Linked DNA regions of Homo sapiens: region 1 is linked to region 2. Evidence: read pairs that join two places in POLR2A ChIA-PET (ENCODE). Cell type or tissue: Panc1. All regions are shown on one strand.

The links. Peaks named below come from ENCODE experiments on the same cell type or tissue, not always from the same donor. Only the 100,000 strongest peaks of a DNase experiment are listed, where the experiment ranks them.
Region 1: POLR2A ChIA-PET joins it to region 2 with 6 read pairs; 2 of 35 experiments call an interaction of 5 or more read pairs at or near these places.

What each region holds. Positions count from the first base shown.
Region 1 is chr4:119,769,230-119,773,229 of GRCh38, reverse strand. No RefSeq gene overlaps it. Among named protein-coding and RNA genes, the nearest start is that of LINC01365, 33 kb to the left of the region's middle. In Panc1, no CTCF peak of the experiment used is centred here; no DNase peak of the experiment used is centred here; H3K27ac peaks cover 378 bases.
Region 2 is chr4:119,618,703-119,622,702 of GRCh38, reverse strand. All of the region lies in intron 1 of PDE5A (phosphodiesterase 5A), which reads left to right. Among named protein-coding and RNA genes, the nearest start is that of PDE5A, 8.1 kb to the left of the region's middle. In Panc1, no CTCF peak of the experiment used is centred here; no DNase peak of the experiment used is centred here; H3K27ac peaks cover 1,055 bases.

The DNA of each region.
Region 1 (4,000 bases), 150 kb before region 2:
TGAAGAAAGTTGGTCAACATAAGATTCTGTGGAAGTCCTCAATAAAAAGAGAACATAGACTCCAACAAGAGCCAAACTTACAGGAAACTATTCAGAAAGACATTCATTGTGGAAGCAGGAGGCAATGCTTAAAGGAATCTATTGGGTAAGCCAAACAAAAGCCAAGAGTAGGAGAAGCTGAGGAATAGACAGGGTTGGGGACCCAAGCGGTGATGTAGTTAGCAAGGCTCCAGAAACAGGAAGCCAGACACCAGCAGACAAGAACACCTTCCACTGAGGCCATTTTGTGTTATTGTTGTTTTAAGCCTAAATACCCTATCTCTCCTCAGAAAATAAGAATCTGCCAATAAAGGCTTAAATACCCCAACCTAGCAATGCCAAATAAATTAATGAAGCAAATACTTCTCTTCAAATATACATCAGCACTTCTAAATTGTGTTTCATAGATTTTTAAGGAGTTGGGTTTCTTAAAACACATCACTGATTCATAATATTTAAAAGAATGGCATGATTAAGAGACAGGAGAAACAGAGAACAAGTTATTTAAACTGTATTTTAATTATTCTCATGATGTTTTTACCATGGTTCCCTAATGTCCCTTATATATGATTTCTACCCCATCCTTTGTTCATCACAGTCAGTGAGTTAAAAAAAAAAAATCAAGCCTTTAATCTAACAAGAAGCTGAAACAAATTTAAGATGCTTTGAAGTCACTAGATGGAAACTCAAACATATGCCTAATCATCTGTGCTGAACTTCAGTATTAAATATATATTAAACATGCTGTACTCTCAAAAGGGTTCATTTTTATGCTTGACATCACCAATTATTATTCAAGCAGATAGCAAAAGATGAAGCTCAGAAGATGATTAAATAATAAGGCAGAAGTACCAATTGAAACATGCATACTTTGGAGTCTGTAATTTCAGCAAATGGCTGACATACACGAGTATGGAAAAAAAGGTTTGCCTTTGCAGGATCTAGATGAAAATTAATAATTCATATGCAGTGTTTCCAAAGTGTTTGAGAAAACTTAATAATCAACTTCTTCCTCATGATAATTTCCCAGATTTCTCTATACCTTTCTTCTCTCAAAGTTCGTCTTATTCACTTCCCAGCTCTGATCATTATTTCCATACAGATGACTATAAATCTACTTCTCTGTCCCAGGGCTCATTTTGGAGCTTCAGACTCACATTTTCAGCTATTTCTTGGCTGTTATTTCCTAAAACACTTATCTGAACTATAAATTCAGCATAATCCTAAACTAGTTTAACAACTTTCTCCCCCAAATGAGATCCTTCTGTGGTTTGTAGGTAATGGGAATTCCATTTCTTTATATGTTCATGTTCATAATAGCTAAGTTGTTTTCAGCTTTTCTTTCTCCTTCGCCTCAAAAATCTATCAACATCTGGTCATGTAGATTCTATCTCCAAAGTGTTTCTTGCATTCTTCCTCCTGTGATCCTCATTTACTCCACCTTGTTTAAGTCCTTATTATTTTTAAATGAAGCTCCATAATAGGAGAAAGAGAGACCTCCTGTCCATCTTGAGCAGTGCTACCAAATTATTCTTTCTTATCCATGGGGTCTCACCTTACTCTGTGGCTCTAGAATCATCAAGGGTTCTTCACTGCCTACCAAATAAACATTTACACACTGGGATTCAAGATCCTTCAAAATATACAGGCCTGGCACATATTCCCAATCTTATTTCCTACTACTTTCCCTCAAATCTGATTTCCCCTCCAAATAGAATCTGTGCTTTCATCCTTCTAAGGTGTCCTTCCCTTCCTGACACTTAAAATGCAGCAAGCATGGTGGAGAGAAGGGCTGGGAGCTTTGGAGTCAGGAGTCATGTTGCATTGCATTCTATTTCTCACTAATCAGCTGTGTAATTGTTGGCAAAGTACTTCGTTTCTCTAATCCTGTTTTACAATCTGTTAAATGGGCATAATTCCTACCTCACAGTTATAATTTAAGCTTTAAATGAGATAATCCAGTAAAGGGATTCAGTTGTTCCTACCCTCTTTCCTTCAAGTGGGCAAATCTCAAACATTGCCCTCTCACTCCATTAACCCTTTCTTTATCTTCTAAACCAGATATGATCTGTCCCTTATTTTTAGCGTGAATTTTTATTATGAATCTTAGGGCACTACTTTACTGTGTACTAAAATCATTTAACAAATTGCAAGATATTTGAGGTCAATAATTTTGCTTTACCCACTTCAGGATTTCTGTGGTACCTCACATAGTGTCTTGAATCTAGCTCAGTAAATATTCATGTAACTGAACTGATTCAAATACCTGCAATAAAAAATAGGGTGTATGAAGGAAGCCCCTAATAGGCCTTGGGTCTGTGAAGACAATCTACTAATTAGGGAAATAAGAAAGGAGGCTGCAGAATAGAGAGAGGACATATTTAACTACAGAGAACAAGACTACGTGCCTTCTCACAGATTGTTTTCGAACTATGGGAACACCAAACTAAATATAAACAGCATAGCTCCAGGAGGGTGCAGGACAGTAATTGCTCTGTCCTGTAATTTGAATAATTCATTGCCACTATAGGGAAATAACAGCAAGAGTTAAAAGCTGAAAGAGGTAAGAGGGACAGAGCAATTACTGTCCTGACAGAGGTGATTTCATCAGTGGATGCCAAAAGTGACCCAAGGCACAAATAGTGTAAACAAACTCAGCACAGGTGAACCAGATCTGACCGTTAGGTAGGATACACCTTCAGGCTCTTTGCTACTATTCTGTGAAACATCTCTATTCATTTTTTAAAAGTTTTTTGCTATTAATACATATTTCACATGAATAAAAATTGGTATGATATGGTCAAAGGTTGCATTTGTCTCAGACCCCAAATCCTTTTCAAAATGGCTTGGTAAAGCCATCTTTTATCTTATTATCTAGAATTTCTTCAGATACACTTTTTTTTGAGACGGAGTCTCGCTCTGTCGCCCAGGCTGGAGTGCAGTAGCGCGATCTCGGCCCACTGCAAGCTCCGCCTCCCGGGTTCACGCCATTCTCCTGCCTCAGCCTCCCTAGTAGCTGAGACTACAGGTGCCCACCACCACGCCTGGCTAATTTTTTGTATTTTTAGTAGAGACGGGGTTTCACCATGTTAGCCAGGATGGTCTCAATTTCCTGACCTCGTGATCCGTCCGCCTTGGCCTCCCAAAGTGCTGGGATTACAGGCGTGAGCCACCGCGCCCGGCCCAGATACATTTTTTAGATACCTTAAGACGCTTGGAAGTTCTCTCTTTTTCAGCATCAATTTGAAGGAAAATATTCCTACACATTTTCCCTTTAATCTGGAGATTATTATGTTTTAATCTATATAGTCAACTCTTTTTCAAGTGGTTTCAATTAATAGCTATAGGAATAAAAACAAGATAAAAATAATGAATGTGTAGAGAATTTTTTAAAGGTTTTTTTGTAATTATTTTAATTCGGGAAAGGAGAGTAGGAAAATAAATATCAAGTGTGTTTATAACCTCATAAGAAAGAAGTAACAGCTTTGTGTGGGATACTGGTGACCTGGCTGTAACAATGTTTTTATTCCAGCAGTTTTTAAACATTGTTTTCCAACTGAGCCAATAATATTAGCAATCTAACTTGTAAAGAGTAGTTCTCAGGAGAAATGGAATTTCCCATCTAATGGAGCAGCCATGGAAAAGATAGACCAGTCAGGAGCAGGCCTTGCTCCCGATTATAGAAGCAAAGAAGGAAACCAGGACCAAGAAGCAAAGAAGGACCAAGACCAAGCCTGGTCAAAGAAAACACACAGTGCATATTTTGCTTGGTCAGAGTTCAAACCATCCTCACACTTTTGGCTTTTCCAGAGACAGGGATCCTTGGCAAAGATGCAGCTAAAGTAATTCACAATGCATCTATCACCACCCACATCTATCCCAATGGATCACACTTGACTCATGAACATGTACTGCCCTGAGGCCAATAGCACAACATTAGAGGAACTGGTGTTCTTTTACG
Region 2 (4,000 bases):
ACGGGGTTTCACCATGTTAGCCAGGATGGTCTCGATCTCCTGACCTCGTGGTCCACCCACCTCGGCCTCTCAAAGTGCTGGGATTACAGGCGTGAGCCACCGCACCCGGCCTTTAAAGCTTTTAAAGATATATTTTCTCTGGTTTTTAGTTTGCAATGAAAATGCTTTTAAATGTCTTATGTACCATTGTTAGATTTTTTAATCTTCAGGAGAGGGGAGACTTTTCCCTTGATTCTGAATTATAAAGTAAGATTAACTTTTTGCAAATTTTCTTCTCTGAATAATTGTATTTTACCTAAAATCGGGAGAGAAAGGATCACCATTTGATATCATGTTCATAGTGATAATTATAAAAAATAAGAATTATCTTCTCTACTTTTAGTTGAATACCTATACTGAAAATATACAAAGAGAGAAGACCCTGACATTCTGAGCTGATGAAATAATTAAAACACACACACAGGATCACTGAAATTTAGAGTTAGTAGGGATCATATAATCTCATTTTTCTTTTCTTTTTTTTTTTTTTGAGATGGAGTCTCGCTCTGTCGCCCAGGCTGGAGTGCAGTGGCGTGATCTCGGCTCACCACAAGCTCCGCTTCCCGGGTTCAGGCCATTCTCTTGCCTCAGCCTCCCGAGTAGCTGGGACTACAGGCGCCCACCACCATGCCTGGCTAATGTTTTGTATTTTTTTTTATTGGAGATGGAGTTTCACCTTGTTGGCCAGGATGGTCTTGATCTCCTGACTTGGTGATCCCCCCGCCTCGGCCTCCCAAAGTGCTGGGATTACAGGCGTGAGCCACCGCGCCCGGCCAATCTCATTTTTCAAACTTAAGTAATGTACTCCTATTAAAGAAAGACATTCTTTTTGATTTACAATATATTAGAAAGCTTTTGGTTGCAAGTGACAGAAACTCAACTTGAACCCATAGAGAATTGATGCACATAATTTTAATTGCTTGCGGGATTGGGTTAGCTGTGAATTTAGCTAATCAAATAATGTTGCCAAAATTCTGTCTGTCTCTGTGTCTATCTAACTATCTATCTGTCTGTCTATCTATCTATGTATCTACCTATCTCTATTTATCTTTTCATCTATCTACTCTGTTTACCTGCCCTTCCTTGCATCTATTTATCTGTCCATGTATCCATTTGTTCATGTATTCATCTATCCATGTATCTTTTGGCCCTGTGCTGTGTTGGCTTTATTTTCTTGCATGCTTTCTTCATGTGCTGAGAGTTTCTACTTGTTAACTGTATGTGGGTCTTAAACTTCTGATATTAGAGAGGTGCCTTCTTATCCATATCAGTCTTCCCCAGATTACCCTGGTCTCACCTGGGTCACATCCCAACTCTGAACCAATCATTGTATTCGGGAGAGTAGGGTTGTTTGACTGTTTTGTTGGGGCACGTAGCCCATAAGGTGATATATCATTGGGGAGGGTACATTCCCAAAAGAAAGTGATGTGGGCAGACCCAGAAGTTCTAGATGTCTACCATAACTAGTGTTGACTTCCTTTTATTTTAATGTTAGTGAAGTGTGGAATTCTTAGAAGTAGAATAAATAAAAGCAGATATAATTTAATCATAGTTACAACATTTATGCAACTGTAATGCCAAAATACATTCTCAGTTAATTACGAACAAAATGATAAAACCACAGCCAAATGCAGATTTACAGCATTCATTAAAACACTCTTGCAAAGTAGATATGGTTCTAACTATCTGAAAAACAGTATGGTAAGTCAGCTGGCCTTTGCTACAATTTGGCCTATAATGATTTCACTTCTCCCACTGGGTCTCTCTGAACAATCATGAAACTTATTCCTCTAGCACAGCATACCAGCTTTCATTTTTTACTTGCTATGAAGGCATATATGCATATTAAATTTACGTCTTTTATTTTCTCATTAACACAAATATAAACCTTAGAACTAAAATTGCAGGGCAGTAGTTGGTAATAAGATGGTCTTCCCAGTAACTGAAAGCAATTTCTTTCACTTTCTTTTGTTTTGATTATGATTATTGTGAAAATATAAAATTAGAACATTTTATAGAACAAAGTAAAGATCTTCAAAACATACTTGTTTTGAATTCTGTGGGCTCTCAAACCTCAGATAAATGCCATTGTAGTCCAGTCTCTCCCATATCTAAACTGCAAAGCCAACTGATTTACATGTTTAGTGCATAGATTTGAGTTATTGTTTTCTTTCAGAAGTGGTAGGTTTTCCTTTAAGCAACTTCTTTTATACCATGTGTTGTGAATGTACAGAAAATTACAAAATATTTTGTCCCTTCCAATTCTCAGTCAAATTTGAAGTTAAAATCATATGAAGCAATTCTGCATTTTAAGGTTCTCAGATGTTTTCATAGCTGGAGCAAACTTAGAAATACTAAATAACTTTGGGCAGACTCTTCATTTCCTTACCATGCCAGACCCAAGCGAACTACTCACTGTAACATCAGAGTAGAGGTTATTGGAGGATATCACTTAGAGGTGTCCAAAATCTCCCGTTTTGTTTAATAATAGTCTGTTAATCTCTTAATCATCTAAACCATTGCTTCTCAAAAGAAGATGTTGGCATTTGGTGGTGACACTTTTTTGTTGTTAGAGGCTGTCTAGTGCATAGCAGGACATTTAACATCCCTGAACTCCAGACACTAAATGCCAGGGCCACCCCCATCCATGTGATGGAAAATCTATTCCCACACATTTCCAAATGCCCCTCAAGGGTTGGCACCACTACTTGATTAGGAGCCACTGTTGTGAACCCTTTGAAATTGATTTCTGTTTATGGTGAAGGGCCCTAGATAGGACAGCCTTAGGCTTCAACCCCAGACCTACTTTTCTAAGAGGAAGACTTTAGGTGCATTATTTACTCTCTCTGTAAAATGGAGATAATGTCATTTACCTCATAGTGTTCATTAGAAAATTAAAGGAAATAATGCGTGTTTCCTTATCTTTTTAGTGGTAATTTTCAGTAGTTTACCATTTTACCTTGAGCATCATCAGTGCCTTAAATGTAATCACAAACTTTGATAGGCATTTCCTTATCCTGGTAGATGGGAATTAAGTTCTGACAGCATAGTGATTTCATAGACTTTAAATGTCATTTTCATTTTTTAGATGAATTTTATTAATGGTTCGAACAGAAGTTTTTGTGGGATTGTGTAAGGTACTGGAAAGGGAACTGGAATGGGAGCCCAGACCCCCAGATTTTGTTTCCAGCTTTGCTATTAGCTAACTTTGTGACTGGCTCAAGTTAATGAACCTCAAACTTTAAGACGGGAGGTGAAAGAGGGTGAAGACTCAAGGCGGAGAGATTCATAAGTGAGCTTAAAAATCTCTTTCAGCTGTAAGAGTTCTTTTTTCTCACCAGGAGAGCCGAGTATCAGTTTCTCAGATTGAATAGTTTCATTCTTTTAAGTATTTTTCCAAATTTGAGTAGTGGATCCAGGTCAAATTATGCAAACAACGTAACTGAAACTGTATAAAATAAGGATCCAAGAGCAGGAAAAGTAGCCAACATAATTTTTTATGTGAGTTATTTTGTGTTTTCCCTAATTTTAGCAGATTTCCATATAAGTTATCAATCATACTTTCCAGTCAGAAAATTTAGTATACTCTTTGCAATGCTGGTATTAGTGATTAATTCACATGACTAATGAAAAAGGCATTGAAAAGAGAAAAGAGGATGGCATTTTAGTAGCTGACTTATAAACACAAAAATACACCCTGCAAATCTCCCCCAAAAGTTACTGCTCAATGGACTTGCTATATGGACATTTTTGAGGTCCAAGGATTGGTATCACCCTACTTTTAGGATTTACCCAAGTAAGTACCCATGGATAAGAACTAAAACAGCCAATTTAATCCATAAATTACCTATAGCAGAGTGTTAAAGCGTTGTTTTATCAGATATTAAAACTGTGCTCCAGTTTAGAATTATGAAGTATTGCTATGGTGTTCATCATAGGTAATTATTGTATTTTTTTTACA